Linked DNA regions of Mus musculus: region 2 is linked to region 1. Evidence: chromatin loops called from intact Hi-C (ENCODE). Cell type or tissue: heart. All regions are shown on one strand.

Region 1 (8,000 bases):
TTCTATGAGCTGCCAGTACTGTGCAAAAGGAGAATGGTGATTAAACAACAATAACAATAAACAAACAAACCAAAAACAAGAAACCAGAGCACAAGCCCAGGCAGTTTTGGTATTTCTAGCCTCTGGCTAGGTCACAACTGAGGATAGAACCAGGAACTTGGGTTTTGTCCAATTCCTTAACTGGTTGTCAAGAATAAGATGCAGAGTCCACCCTGATTTACTTAACATTTTTTTCTGTTCTCATCAATGACACATGCTAAAGGTCAGGTCTAGTGTGTTGATTCTTACTGTCAGTCAAAGCCTGTGATGTCTCATATTTCATTTCTAGTTTGCGGAGACTTTAAGTAATATATATTTAAAGCAATATAATTATATATATTTTTCTTTCTTTACGAGTATATTCTGCTAAAAGAAATTTCTGAGCATAATATGAAACTACAACACTTTTATTATTTTAAAATTGACACAAATGTATGTGATTTGTACATTTTTCTATTTTAGTTTGGATAGACTTCTTAAAGTCTCCCAATGCATTTTCTGTAGGATTATGGATTGTGTGCTTCATAATTTGGCATGAATCAATCATTATCTGATTGGCTGGTACTCATCCGCATCATCTGACAATGATGGAGATTAGCAAGAAGAATTTAACATCTACAACTTCAATGTTATGTTGCTTACACCATTGGCTCTTACAACATTGGCTCTTAAGACCTCCATTTCTTCTCTGATGATCTTCACTCTAGTTTTAGGACTCATATCCCCACCATCACCACACATATACACACACAGACACACAGACACACACACACAGAAACACACACACACAAAGAGGGGGAGAGGGAGGGGAGGGGAGGGGGAGGGGGAGAGGGAAACTAGAATTTGGAATCCAGATATGAGAGAAAAGGAAGGCTTAGATTTTTCAAAATCTACTTTTAATAAGGGTACTTAAATGCTTTAACCTCCCATCTAGCCCCCCCCAACCCCCACTAGAGATAGTGGGAAGGAAAGGTTAATAGGGCAAAGGAGGATATGGACCTGTTTAGAAATAGTTCTTTGGAGTGACTCCAATCTGCACTGTCAGGGTATCAGCAGTTCAGATCACATGAATCAGCAGTGGTACTTCAATCCATTCCAACACACCATTCATGAATCAGCAATGGCAGCTCAGTCCAGCAGAAATGGGGAGACTCTCCTGACTGGCCAGAGTCAGAGGAAGCAGCAAGCAGCCTCTGGGAACACCACCTTTGGTGCACTTCTCTGTATGAAGTCATGACAAATAATGACCAGCAAAGAATGGCAAGGGGAACCAATACCACACAGTATTGTCAACTGTGTGTTGGGTTCTATTTATATCCTTTCCAAACGTCATGTGTTCTCTCAAGGATCCGTTCTAGCAAAACATCATATGTACTTTTTTCTAGGTGGCTTCCAGAAAAAAAAAAAAACAAAAAAAACCCACATGTCTGTTCTCAGTAAAATATCCTCCCACATGTCTGCTTCAGCAAAAACATCCTCTCATAAGACAGTTTTTAAGAAAAAAAATCACATCACACAACTGAGACTCCAAAAGAAACCAGGAATTGCCTCTTCAAGAAAATATGCAGTACTTGTCCATGTGATATATTTCCAGATTCACCCTTTCCTACAAATGCCATGATTTAATTTTCCTTTATGGCTAAATAAAATTCCACAATGTGTATGCATAACATATTCTTAATTCATTCCTCTGTGATGGACAACTAAGCTGGTTCCACTTCTCAGCTGTTGTGAATTCAGTAGCAATTCAGTGCAGGTTGCAGGTTTCTTTGTACTAGGATTAGATTAGTGTTGCAGTTAGATATCCTGGCTTCTGAAATCTTAGTCATGTTCCAAGAAGCTTTATAAACGATGCATGGAAGGACAATAGAAATAAGAACAATGGTTCAAGCAAATAGCACACTCCTTGGGGGGCTGTATGGCATCTTGTATCTCAATATGGAAGCAGAAGGCAGTAGAGTTGTTCAACTTGAAGAACTCCTCAAAATAGACTCCATGAATTAGCACGTTATAATCCACGACATCCACAGGGCAGGACTGTAAAAGAGTCACGTAGTATTCTTAGCAGAATACTTAGATTATAGTTGTTGATATCTGTAATATCTTTCAAAGTATTTTACAGTAGTTACGTCTCTGAATCCCCCCAAATACATGGCCAGGAAATAGAACAGACCATCTTAGATTTGAGGCCACAGATGTTTCCTGTACAAAATGAAATTGTCCAAAGCCCGGTAGAAGTGGGATTTAATGCTGAATTTTATGGCCTTCTCCCTAGACTTTTCTGCTAGGGAGTTTCTGACAGGCAGAGGAGCTCATCAAGTAACCGTGGAAAGGCCAACAGGAGAGATGATTGTGGCCACAGAAACATTTCCATGTCACTCAAATTGTACCTACTAATTTTCTATCTTCCCCATCTCCACTTTCTATTTGTTTTTACAAAAATGTCTGAGTAGTCAATGCAATCAAAGTCTCTCACAGAACTTTTTATAATAACAAGCTCTTTGCCTGAGGGAAACTCAGGGTAGCCATTTGTCTGCTGGAAGCCAGTAGCGGAAGTTTTCTTCAGAGAGGAGCTGGTGTACACCTTACAGATTCCTGGTGTTTTGCAAGAGAATAAGATTGTACAGGAGTAGAAATGTGCTGCTGTTATAAATATTTACCTTTCATAGAGGTTTTGTGTGAATTAAGAGAGTTGAATAGCATGATTTTATGTGAGGAGGTGACAGTTTATTCTCTGAAATAGCCAGGTGATACTGCTCAAGTCTCCAGAGATAAAATAAAGTTTCCAAAGGGTGTAACAGTGCCCGTGTCAGTGTCATAGCCACTTGTTTTTCCTTTGATTCTGCTTTTATCATCGAAGGACCCAACCCATTTGGCAAAGTTTTAATGAAGAAGAATGTGTAGCAGGAAATGCATGGAAGTCAGAGCACCGAGCGAGCAGAATGTTTATTCAGCTATTTAGTTTTGGCCAAATCCTTTAAAAATCTGACAGCAAGCACAACTCAGGGATGCTCAGGAATTTGGTGTCATTTAAGAATGCTTCGGAAGGACTACTTTTCAGGATTAGAGTTCAATTAGAATTTTAATTTATACTTGTTTTATTTGCATAACAAGGTTATGAATGATGAAGCAGCTAGAGCCAGACTCATTGGCTCCAAGGGTTGCAATTTAAGTCCAGAGTATTTTCCAAAAGAGAGGGCGGGAGCGGGGGAATTCACTCTCAATATGCATAGCTTGCTGAAACCTGAGTTTCTCAGATCATCTTCCTTGGGCTCTCATATCTGTGAGAATGAAGGCAAAGCAGGAGGCAGCATGGCCGATTTGGAGAATGGATTAGCTTTCTTAAGTGCACAGGGAATATGGCTGCGAAGCAGAAACACTCCCATGATGCCCGGTTGGCTGCCTGGCGTTTCCAGGGCTGCCTGCTTTCTGCAGGAAAAAGATAGACCGGTAGACAGTTACACCATACTAATACTCTATTATTTTCTAACATCATGAGTTCGTTCTGAAATGAAAGTGTCAGCAATTGAGCTTTGCTTCTATCACTGTTGTTCTTCAAGTTTGCATAAAGTAAGGGGCGGGGGAGTGCAGTTCTCAGAGATTCTTAGTTTACTTTATGACCCTGCCCATATTCTAACAAGGTGTCTCTGACATAGGGATAGCCCGGTCTAGCCTGTCTTCTTGGATGTAAGGAGACAGAATATCTAACACTTATGTCACTGATTATACACATATCAAGAAGCCCTTTGGGCTTGGCTTTTTATTTTTATTTTATTTTTTTTGACTATATTTCTTATTGTTTTAATTTCACCTAAATTCACAGGAAATTCTACACACGTCAAAGGGAGCAAAAAGTTTGCTCTCCACGTTTATCCGAGGCGGTTACTTAGAAGGGGCCTGCCGTGGTCCATCTTTAATAGTGATCTTCATCTTTGTTTTTGGAGAAATGGCTGGAGTTTGAAGCACCGGGAAGATCATGATGGGTGATCTATTTAGGATCGGAAGCATTTTGAACATCCCACACATGACCACTTGTTCTAACTAAGCACAAGAGGTTTGCACACAAACTTTGCGGGGCCTAATGTATTGATAAAATTATCGAAAGAGTAGGCTCCAATGTGATTGCCTTGCTTTAAGGCAGCCTGAGGCAAGGGACCTAGTTGGAAATTGCCATTTGGTTTTCCAATCCATTAAGGGCCCGGGAGATTTGCCCTTTGCTGCCAGTTTCACTTTCAATTTCACATTGACACTTCCTTTAATTTTGTTTAGGAAACCGAGTTACCAAGCTACAGACGTGACGGAGTTAGAAGCGGATAAGCTTCCAGCGATAGTGCAGCTTAGAAAGGGAGAAAACTATTGTACATCCAGCGTTCTCTGGGGAGGGTAAGCCTGGACTTTTCCCGCTGTTTCCTGGTTGGCAGCTGCAGAGAAGAGACCTAGTGGCTCTGCATTCTCTTTTAAGAGGGTAACCCCCCCCTCCCCCCCAGCCCCTTGTGGCTAAGGCAGGCCTCCTCGCAAAAAGCATCTCAGATACCAACTGGCGATAGCTCAGGTATCAGAAGGAAAAGAAAGGGGAACAATTCCTTCAGGCTATCAAAGCACTGTTTTCTCTTTCACCTTGGTGAGCATCTGAAAGACATGCCTATGCTTTCAGTCTTGGGGAAAGTGATCCCCTTTGCTGATCTCTCTGGAGATGAGGGATCGACCAGTTTCCTACGTGCCCCTGATGGCAGAGAACAGTTCCAGGAAACAAGGAGCCGGACACACTCCACTTTGTGTTTACTAACGCGCTGCATGCAGCCAGCAGGTAGCTTGCTGTAATGGCTGTCAAGGGTACAAAAAATATTTTATACCTTATTTTAAAAATAGTACATTTATCCTAGCAGTCCCCACTTTCTGGAAGATAAAGCTGATTTGTCATTTGCAATTGAAATAAGAAAAGTCCATTCTTGATAGAAGTTGAAGAGGGGAGTCACCTGAAAGTACTAAAGAAATAGCTGAGACAGGTATCTATGAAGTCCTGGTAAATTCTAGTATGTAAATTGGGTTAGGAGATGTGGACACAGGCCATAGCACAGAGGATCCAGAGGGGGAAAATAATTTGAAATTTCTTAATTTAAAAATCGTTCGTAGGTCTATATGCTATATAAATATCACACAAAGAGGTTGTGGTCTGACCCTCCCTGGTCTCTCACAACTTCAGCTTCTAGAAGATGCCATTATTAGAAATGCTATCAGGAGTTTAAAATTCACAGCGTGGATTTTAAAATGAGCAAAAGGCAGTGTTCAGCTCTGGGCTTATAAAGCTCATACTTGATGTGTCTGTTGAATATTTGAAACTAATTCTACAGCATGGAGCTGTGAGAACCCATTTGCTTTCCTGATTTAGTGCCTCTAAATCCATTCATTTCCATGCCTGGAGCTAATATTGTTTCCTTACGCCCAATTCAACTGGGTAACACCCTGGGAGGCTTTATGAAATTACCAATACCAAAGGACAAGTGCAGCTATTCATTAATTAGAAGAGACAATTTATAGAGACAAAAAAAATAGAAAGTGCAAACTTTGTATTTATTTATTCATTAAAATATGCCAAACCCTGCCCCCTGGAAGATAGGAAGATAGCCACATTTGAGAAAAATACGAGAGGAGGCAGAGCAGTCACCATGTCCTTCCAGTGTGAGTGTGTGCTATTTGTAGCATCCCCTAGGAAGCATTACTGGAGATCGGTGGTGTTTGGCAGTTGTGGGTTTGATTCTTAGTGTTTCCTATACACTAAGCCATATGATACTGGATCTCTCCATTCTAAGTCATAGTTTCCTCAGCTATGAAAAGGGAATAATGGCTCTCTTTTAAAGAGGCTGCTTTGGGACTAATTTAAAAAAGAGTATAAAATGGTGGCTAAAGATACTCGAGTGTTGCCTGGTTCTCTCTTTTCATTAACTACACTTGGAACCACTGAATTTGGCACATTTTTATGTTGATCTATTGTATTCTTTTTAAAATTCTGCCTTTGTAAGTCCACTGTGGGGACATTGTCTTACTGTTGTGCCATCTTCAGCTTTGAATCTGCAATCAATGTCCACAGCTGATTAGACGGGGGGTGGGGGTGGGGGTGGGGAAGGTGACTAGGACAGGCGGCACTTTACTGGAAGCTCTGTGGAGTCAAGGGACCTTAGCCATTTCCTAGAGCATGCCTTCAGCATGAATCATGGCAGCCTGCAACAGAATCTCGGGTCGATGGATTTGCAGACAAATAACCCCACCATTTATTCTAGTTCTCAGTGTCTTGGCTACCCTGGTACCAACATCCACCTGTATATGGTATATCTGTATATGGTATATCTGTATATGGTATGTCTGTATATGGTATATCTATCTGTATATGGTATATCTGTATATGGTATATCTGTTGTAACTGTTGGTAATCCCTGTTCTCTTTATGACTTCCATGAAGACAAGAGGGTAATCACTGTTCTTTGTAAAATGTTTCTTTGCCTTTTGTTTTCTACACATTGTATACGTCTATAGAAACCAGGAGTTTTGTGTCTGTTTTCAAGACATTTGGGGGTCTGATTCTGGATTCAGTTCTTGCTGATTGCTGCTACAAGAAAATCATCAGATACAATAGGAGCAAGTCTTTAAAACCGTGTATCTGCGGAGTGGTGCTTCAGTGGGGAAGACACTGTGACTAAGCTATTAGGAGAGTTCAGTTCTTATAAAATGAGAAATTCTGAAGTCAATTTTATAATTAAGCCTCAATTCAGCAAGATTTCAAAAAACGTGAAGCTTTTACTGAAATGGCACTCGAAAAGATGTTCCAGTTTGTCTCATTTCATGTGATTTAAAGCCAGTTATATGTTCTAACAGTACTGGGTTTGGTTGTTCTAGTTGATTTTCTCCTGCTGTGGTAAAACACTGACCATAAGCAATTTAGGAAAGAAAAGAGTTGATTTAGGTTAGAATTTCAGGCCACAGCTCTTTATTTAGGGAGGCCAGGATAGACAGACAGTCAAGAAGAATCCATTGAGGGACATCACTCATTGGCTCACTCACTGGCTAGTCTAACTAGCTTAACAAAGAAATTATATCATTTTCCCCCTTCCCCTTTCTTCCCTTAACCACTGTCCCCATTCGCAGCCAGCTTTCTTAGACAGCCCAGGCCTACCTACCTAGGTATGGTGCTCCCTGTGTCCTGAGTCCTCCCACATTAATCATTAATCAAAGCAAATTCACAGGCTAATCTGATAGAAACAACTCTTCAGTCAAAGTTCTCTCTTTTCAGGTAATTCCCACAGCCAGGGTAACCTTATATTCATTTAAGATGAACCTTATAGATAGATGCCCTCAGAGAGTTTTTGTAAAGATAAATGAAATAATCTGTATAATGAGTCAGTCTGCCAGACGATTGCAGCTCAGTAAGTATTCAAATCCATTATTGTTTGTATTATTGCTGCTTTGCTGAGGTATGAAGAAGAAATGAAGAGTATCAATTGTTTGGAGCCAGAATACCCCTTTCTAGTCCATATCAATAAGATTGGCCAGTCTCCCTTCTTTCAGACTTCTTGACAGCTTTTAGTTGTCTTTAGTTTCCCTTACCTGGTATGGTGATGGTGGCATATTTTCAAGAAATATTTAGTGACTGAAAACAAATGAACTTGAAAGTTGTACTATTTTAGTGGGCCATCGAAGATATTTTCAAGAGTCAAAATATTCAGTGTTAGAGTTTGTTTTATGTGATTTCAGAATCTCCAAAACCTCTAAAACAAAATGTTTTTGTTCAAAATTAAAATAAAATAAATGTCCCTAACACATAATTGGCCATGTTTATTTTTAGAAAAGAAGCTACAAATGGTGTTTGGATAATAACAATCTGTACTTCCCCATAAATACACCATGATTTTGAACTACAGGATAAAAGACAATAGAGAGACTCAATCTGACCATTATTTCAAGTTCTG
Region 2 (8,000 bases), 120 kb before region 1:
CACCTTCCCTGTGGGTGGCTGCAAAGATTACCCAATATGAAAATTCCAAGTACAGTACTTGGAATGTTTTCAGGTCCCTTAACATTTTCTCCAAAGGCAGAGTGTCTAGGACAAATTGGGGGGGGGGGTCCTTGGTAAATGGTGCATAGTCTGGGTGCCTGCAATGTGGGAGGAGGAACACTTGAAAGGATCATTAGGAAGTGAGCCTCTTCTCTAGCTGAGTGGTGAAGAGACATCTGCGGCATGGTGGAAACCATGAGCTGGGTGTCACGAGCTGGGTGTCACGGTACTTCTTAAAGGAACAATGCACAGTCAGTGCAAAGTAAAAGATGTCCGAATGCAAATGGTACCCAGAGACCCAACAGTTATTTCAAATTTGTTTTGATTCTTAATTTGTTTATACACACACATAACAATGTAAGCCCAAGTCACATGCGATTTTGCAGAATCTGCTTTTTACCTTATATAATTAAATTAATCTTTTGCTTGCTAGTGCACACTATATAGTTTTCAGATCTTTTTTTTTAATTATAATGAATCTTGTAGCAGAGAAAACATTTGTTTAGTTTGACTATCTTTCAGTCTGTTTATATAAGAAAAATGTCTAGCATAGACATACTTGGTCAAAGGAGGTAAATATTTTGTACTTTAGAGATATTGCTCAATGGCCTTCCCAAGGATGTCCCAGTTTGTACTGCATGTGTAGTGAATGGACCAATGATGCGTGGTCTTCCTGACACCTTACTGACTGTGGGAAGGCTCTGTGCTTTCACTGTCTTCTTCAACAGACAAAGGATGTCTTTTAGTCAGTGTTTGTAGGGTATCTAGTAGGATTGACTATTACCATATCCCCTACCTCCTATTTTCTTTTAATACAAAATTCTTCGTTGTGTTTCCTTATATTGAGGTTAGAGTATTGGAAAGTATTGTTCCTGCATTTGCTATCACTTCTTTGTTCCACTTGCAACTAATCATCTCATGTGCTGAGATTCTAACCTGCATCCATTAATGAAAAGACAGAGTCAAGAGGAGAGTCAATGTCACACACAAACTGGAATTGATGATAACTGGAAGGAGACATTTTGTCTTATCATTTTATATGAGTTTTTAAGTAATATAAATATTAACTCTTTGGGGAAAATATTTTCAGCAAATATGAATGACAATCTGTTGTTTTCCCTTTTTTACGAAATTATGCTATTTTTTGCTCTGCAGAGGCTTAAATTTTTTTTCCCATAAAATGATGGATTTGAAAGATACTGTGGTGGTATATTGGGCTTCAAGTTCTGCTTTATTTAGGTACCAAATCAGATCAGAGAGAACCAGAAGCCAAGAGACAGAGCTGTATGTGGGCCATGTACTAATGGTTCCACAGATGGAAATCTCTCCCACATTGGATAGGAAAGTGTCCACTGAGCCTGTCAAAGGTTATCTGTAATGAGCTCTTTTTCTAAGCTACTGGCTGGGTGGTCCATGCACAGTTATTGGATGGTCATTTTACTATTTTTTCCCACTCTGCCAAAGACTATAAAAAGGTCTATGACAGACCATTGTAAGACTGTTGGCCCTCCTAGAAGGACCACTGAAGATATGTGGCTAGGTCCAGTAAGGATGAGGTCAGTAGTAAGATACATTTTTAGTCATAGGAAAAATAACAGTTGCCAGAAATAGTGAAAGATAAGCAAGATGGTGGCTAAGCTGCTTAGACCACCCCGTTGGAAGTTTTTCAATGACCAGAGAATTCATTCTGCACCAGGAGGCCAATGTGACTATCTTGAAATGTCCCCTCATATCACCTAGCATGGCCTGCCTTATCATGCAACTGAGGCCTGTCCAGATGTTTCAGGGCATGGCGATGTCCCCTAGGTCTGACCTGGTGAAGTGAGAAGATCCAAAAAAACTACCTATTGGGGGTTCACACTAAAGAATGAGGAAGAGAAGCCTTTGCAGCCATGAAGAAAGAGAGCCCAGGAAAGTGGAGCCTGCAGACAGGATTCCCTAGAACGCGCAGTTGTACACCAGTCAGCAATGCAGACACAAAGTCTCTCAAAGCACCTCAGGCACTTGCTTTTATCATAACACTGGAGAACAGCTCAGACTCACGTCACATCAGAAACGACCTTGCCAGAGTGGTGACTGCTCTCTGATCTGCTTCTGGGGCAGGACAGAATTCTTGGTCCCAAGCAGTCCCTGTTTCATGTACTTCAAGGCCAGTGGCATTTGAACAGAAAGAGGGCAGTGGAGAAGAAAGAACTTTAGGTGAGTCTCTGTTTCTTATGGTCATGTTACTTGACATGGGTGATAGCTCTGCTGGGCTGGGCTCTGATCATGAGCATAGGGACCTTGTGTACAGAGAAAGCTAGCTGTCCATAGGTGATAGTTTGGTGACATTTTGTAACTTTGTTTTGTTGCTTTGAGCTTTCAGAAGGCTGAACTGGCTAAAACAAATCCAGGGCTGGCTGGGACATGGAAACCTGACACAGATACGGAGACAAGCTGGTCTCTGAGTCCCTGTGGTTAACTAGGGTATAGTGGTGATGACACTTCCTGGGCTCCCTGAAGGAACAAGAGCCACCTCCAGCAACTGCTGAGTCATAGACCAAATACAGCTTTGCCTTCACACTCTGATGAAAAAAAAGAAAAAAAAAGACGTTGTCTCTACCATTTGCTCATAATATGTAGTCATTATTTCAATTAGCACACTGCTTTATCATGGCCCCCTTTTCATAAGTATGTCAATCAAAGTTGGTGTTTTCTCTCATAGCTTTAGGTTCTGTATAATATAAGCCTCATCTGCTTAAGCTATTTCATGTCATGTACTTCTCATGTGACTTGCACTCAGGGGCTCTCGAACTACTTTCCACACTGATGGCTTGCCAGCTGTCCTACTATTAAAGCCAGTACCCTCCAACCTTTGGGTGGCAAACATCTCAAGGGCCTCTCGCATCATACCACGGGATGCTTGTAACCTCGGGGCTGTTTAATCCCAAATGTTGTCCTTTGCAAACTCTTCTCCTGTTACTAAGATGTCCCTTTCATCTTCTGACTTCCTGCTTCCTGCATTCCTGTTATTTATAGTAGCCCAGGAACAAGCCACTCCCAAATTTCTCAAGAGGATTTACAGTTGCTACTTGCAATTCCTCACCCAGCTTCTGCCTCCACCCCCTGCAGCCCGTGTTCTGCTTTAGCCCATCTGCTCTTTTCCCAGGAGTGAGTGGTGGCATTGTTCCTCAGTCCAAAAGCCTGTTTTTCAGTCCTTGGTATTTTAGCTAATTCATCTCTGTTGGTCCCCTTTAGTCTTGGTGTCCTGGCATCTGGACAGTGCCTTTTTTTTTTTCTTCTCCTTTTGTGAACTATTTTTTGGTTTTTCTTCCAAAATATGAGCAATTCTGAAGTCTGAGCTTCTTTCTAAATATCAGTTCAGGGTGACACAGAATGACAGCCGTGAGATCTCTTCTTTTTGGACAGCACCTACCGTCTTTACTTAGAGTCTCAAATCTTCAAGCTTTAGACTCATAAGCTCAATTTTTTTATTTTCCTGCTCTCCAGCATGACTGGCTCGACCCTCCAGACCACTTTGACTTGACTGTACCACCCCAGCACGAGCTCTCAGATAATTCTGAGTAGCTGTAATCCCTAGATGAGCAATCAAGAGACAGCATGAGAGGGGCTTATCAGGAGGAGACTGAGAAGCTTAGGTACGTCCCTTCCTCAACGATATATTAGTAATTAACAACATCACAGAGGTAGACGTTTCCATAAGCGAAAAGCCACCCATATACCCATACTTACAGTAGCACATGCTCCTGTAACCCAAATTAAACTCATTGGTTTGCCAAACTAGATTTGTGTGGAATCATTTCTTTGGTCTGTTATTGATACCCTTTCTAGGGGTGATGCCATATTTGTTCGATTCTCTTCAGGACCAATTTTGTTAAGATAATACCTGCCCCATCACTCTTATCAGGGTTTTACATATTTTTATTTCCCACTTTAACCACCATGGTGCACGCAGGTAACTATAATGATGGTTTACATAGACCGTGATTCTCTATGAACAGTAAGGACAGTAAGCCATTTCAAGATCTCTGGGGTCAGAGTGTGCAATTTAGAAAGCCCTATAGGTAGTTTGGGTATGTCACCAAGGGAAAATGTTTCTCTCTCTTTCTCCCTCTACCTTGAACATCATTCTCCTGAAGGCTTTGCGGTTAGATTTCCTTCTTTCCTGTAAGTTCTGATAGATTCACTTTGATTCTCAGTGAAGATCCAGCAACAACTTTCCCTTCTCCAGTACATTCAATTATTCTCTCTGTTACTGCGTAGAACTCTTAATTGCTTAGCTTGGCATCCCTGATATCATCCTTAGTATCACGGCCTTTTACTTCTTCCCTGCTTACTTTATGTTCTACTTACATAGTTTGCAGCCTAACTGTGGAATATCTCGGTAGACTGCAGGCTGTTGCATCTCTGCCTGAAACACACCATGCCTCTATTTGGAATGCTCCTTCCCTTCACCTCTACCTGTGAAATCCTACCTGAATGATAGGATCAGTTACAACAGAATCTTCTTGCTCCTGGTATTTCAAGGAACACCTTTTCTTTTGAACACCCACATTTATGTTGTGTTTGTTATTTCCCCCCTGGATAGAGTTTTCCCTTTCTGGACATCATTTCCAACTTTCAGGACCTTAATAAATCATACCTTGCCTGTTTGTAGTACAGATCACCATTTGTTTCATTCTGGAGTTATACTTTATTCCTGAATAAAGTATTTTAAAATCGTTTGCTGTGCTGAACCTAAGTCAATCAAATATTGGACTAGATGTTAAAAGCAAGTTTTTAAAACATTTGAATCAGAAATCAGTTTTTTGCTCATTGCTGTGCTGAAGAAGAGGAGACGGTTGGTTTTGGCTCCAATGGTTTGAGGCCCCAGTCCACAACAAGAAAGGGAGGAAGATACAGCAATGCAACAGGCTCCCTGGTCACATTGCACTCACAATCAGAAGTCAGAGGGCCATGAGTCCTGACATTTAGCAGGCTATCTCCTCCTGTTAAGTCCCAGATGGCAGCCCATGGAATAATGCTGCCTACATTTAGAGTGATTCTTCTTACCACAATCAACTCAACCTAGAAATTCCCTCAAGACCTTCAGAAGGGTTCTTCCTTACTTGAGTCTATATCCTGTCAAATTTACATCCAATATTAATCATTGCACTAAGCTACTCACTTGTCTAAATTTAGTGTCTAGCATGTTTTTATAAATAAGGTTTTTCTGGGGCATTCATTAGTTTATGTATTTGTCTATGTTCACTTTCCATATTGCAATGGTAGAATTGAATAGCGGCAACCGAGATTTTATGACCTACAAAGCCAGAAGTCTTTACTATGTACTTTCTGGTTCTGAATATTATTTTCCAACTCTTGGTTTAGAGCAATGACTATTAACTAACGTCATCTGAGAGAAGGGACAAATGGATGGGAAGGCGTGCTAAGGTAAGAAGCTGGGTGAAGATCTTTATTTCTATAGCAAGCCAGTTATTAATAAGAAGCTGTTATCCTCTTAAACATGCTCAACACAAGGACCTTTATGAAGGGACATTTTTCATCACCTCTCGATCAATGACCTCACGGGGCAGTGAGTCAGTGTCACTCAGGAGCTTGTTCTGTATCCATTAGTGTGGCAGAGAAGATGGAAAGATTGATTTAGAGAGAGGGGGTTGTGAGAAAACTAGTCATGAGAACTGAACTGCAAGCGTAAATCTTTGATTCCTAGCTGCCAAGGTGCAGATCTATTATGACAACTGAAGCCATTCTCCGTAGCTAACACAATGAAACTAGACCCATTTGCTTAAAAATGGACAAAGTTCCTTGATGCTAAGGTCAAGAGTTCTTGATTTCCCTATAAGAAACAGTAGATAATATATTCAGCTACAGTTTTGGAAAAGATTTATCCAACATATTGAAACAAAAAACTTTTCATTAGGGCAAACTGTACTTGAGGAAGCAGTAGTAATAGTTGAAGGACTTTTTTTTTTTAAATGTCTTAACTTTTTTTTTTTTTTTTTTTTTTATGTCTTAACTCATCATGAGAACAGGACTTAGATAACTGGGTACTTCTCATGGGCCTTCACAGGAACTTTAGTGGCTGAGCTTCGGCAGGTCCAAGACACAGGTAGACTTGGGGTAGTGTTCCAGTGTGTGCTGGAAGTACTCCTCTGCTGTCTAAAGGATCGCAGGCAGAGTGCTGGCTTCACACTTTGGTATGAAAACTTAGAGCTTAAAACTTGTATTTTTTTGGCTGGCTTGACCAGCTCAACTTAGTGTGACCGCACGTGGTGGAGATGAGAGGTAGAGAAATTTGTCATCAGTCTATGAGACAGCAAAGTAAAGGAATTGAGGACAATAATGGCAGTAAATAATTTGTGAGCCATTGCTTGCGTTGATACTGTTATTAACACGGCAAATGTATTCTTAAAAAAAAATCATTCTGGAGTTCAGAAAACTGCATGATGTCACTGTCACTACCCACTCATTCATTGTGTGGAGCTAATTATTACAGACAGAGATTATAGGTGGGATGGATTTTTAAGAATTAACATTTGGCATCATTCTGGTAGACCTTCAGAAAATAATCCAAATTAGAAATATGTAGCTATATTGTTTTCTTATATAAATAGTCCTAAAGATAAGAAAAGCAATGCTTATATTACATGAAATGTACACAATAAAATGACAAGTGCTTCCGAAGTGTGTGGAAGGTTATAGTAATGTGAACACAAAATCTATATTTCTTGTCTTTATACATATTATATTTTATTCCTGGCCGGTCGCAAGAACGCGTGTAAGATTAGACGTTTATATGTAACTATGTATGTGATGTGTGAAACTCTAGTCAACTATTGTGTTTTATCAAAATGTAAGTGAGCATATTGATTTCCACCCACAATTTATTTTATTACTTACTTTTTAATCAATAACTTTTCTTCTAGGATCTCTGCATTTTGATGTCTTTAAAAGCTGCTAGGATACAAACCTTCCACTTCCACTGTTAAAATGTGTCTTAAGAGAACAATTCCTGGGGAACTTTCTTGCTGTATTTGTCTGTCTAACAAATCCTAGTTGATTATCTCCTGTGGCGTTTTGCATTGGCAACAAAGACTGGTCAGGAATATGGCACAACTGGTGCCCACATAAAATGAAAGTGCAAGAAAGATGTGAATGGACATTTTGCCCTTTTGCATGGTGACAGACAGAGTTGAGTTTCATGAAAGAAATGTTGTTACAGAAATTTATTAGGGGGGTTCTAGCCTAGACTGAAGGCAGGCTCAGAAAATTCTTGCCTATAGACATAAATGTTCATTTGCAACTTAAAGAATAGACATAACTGAAAAGGTGAGAAGCATTTTAGAATTTGGAACATGGATGTATAAGCCATGGATGAACAAATGGAAGAGAGTTGAGAGCAGCCAACAGTGAGGACAAACAGGACAACAGCAATCATAACATGCATAAATATAAACCCTTGGTGCTGAAGACTTTGTCCGGTGTGGTACTTAGCACTGGAAAGTGTTTAAATAAGAAGTGATGTGATTAGTGATACATTAAAAATCACCTCTTCTTTTCTGTGTAGAAAGCACTGGGGATGAGAGGAGAATCAGCTCGGAGGCCACTGTCGCTGCCCAGATAAAGGGTACTATAGGTTTCAGCTTGAGTGGATGGAGTTTTTGATTTGAGTGAGTTATATTATAGAGCCCATAGACTTGATATTGTGTATGTACATTAAGTCACATTTGGTGGGGAGATTAGCAGTTGATTTTGAAATATTAAAAACAAAAACCTTGGGCATCAAGGGAATACACCAAGAAGTTAGTTGACTGTGCAGTTCTAAAGCCTTAAAGAAGAGTTGGGGCTTTAAAGTGATGTTTTAACGATATTTCAAAAACTGAGGTTTATAAATGAGAAAAATTTGTAAGTAGATTGCCTACAGAGAGAATCTAACA

Evidence for each region. A loop is a pair of places that touch in the nucleus more often than their neighbours do. Peaks named below come from ENCODE experiments on the same cell type or tissue, not always from the same donor. Only the 100,000 strongest peaks of a DNase experiment are listed, where the experiment ranks them.
Region 2: it touches region 1 in a loop (2.2-fold over the local background); 2 of 42 quality-filtered maps call a loop at or near these places.

The regions. Positions count from the first base shown.
Region 1 is chr2:48,329,385-48,337,384 of GRCm38, reverse strand. All of the region lies in intron 1 of Gm13481 (predicted gene 13481), which reads left to right. Among named protein-coding and RNA genes, the nearest start is that of Gm25338, 51 kb to the left of the region's middle. In heart, a CTCF peak has its summit at 4,507; a DNase peak (open chromatin) is centred at 4,334; H3K4me3 peaks cover 534 bases; H3K27ac peaks cover 704 bases.
Region 2 is chr2:48,451,372-48,459,371 of GRCm38, reverse strand. It overlaps Gm13481 (predicted gene 13481), which reads left to right and starts at 2,107. Exons shown (of 6, transcript NR_166463.1): 1 at 2,107-2,259. In heart, a CTCF peak has its summit at 3,180; a DNase peak (open chromatin) is centred at 3,031; H3K4me3 peaks cover 350 bases; H3K27ac peaks cover 2,058 bases.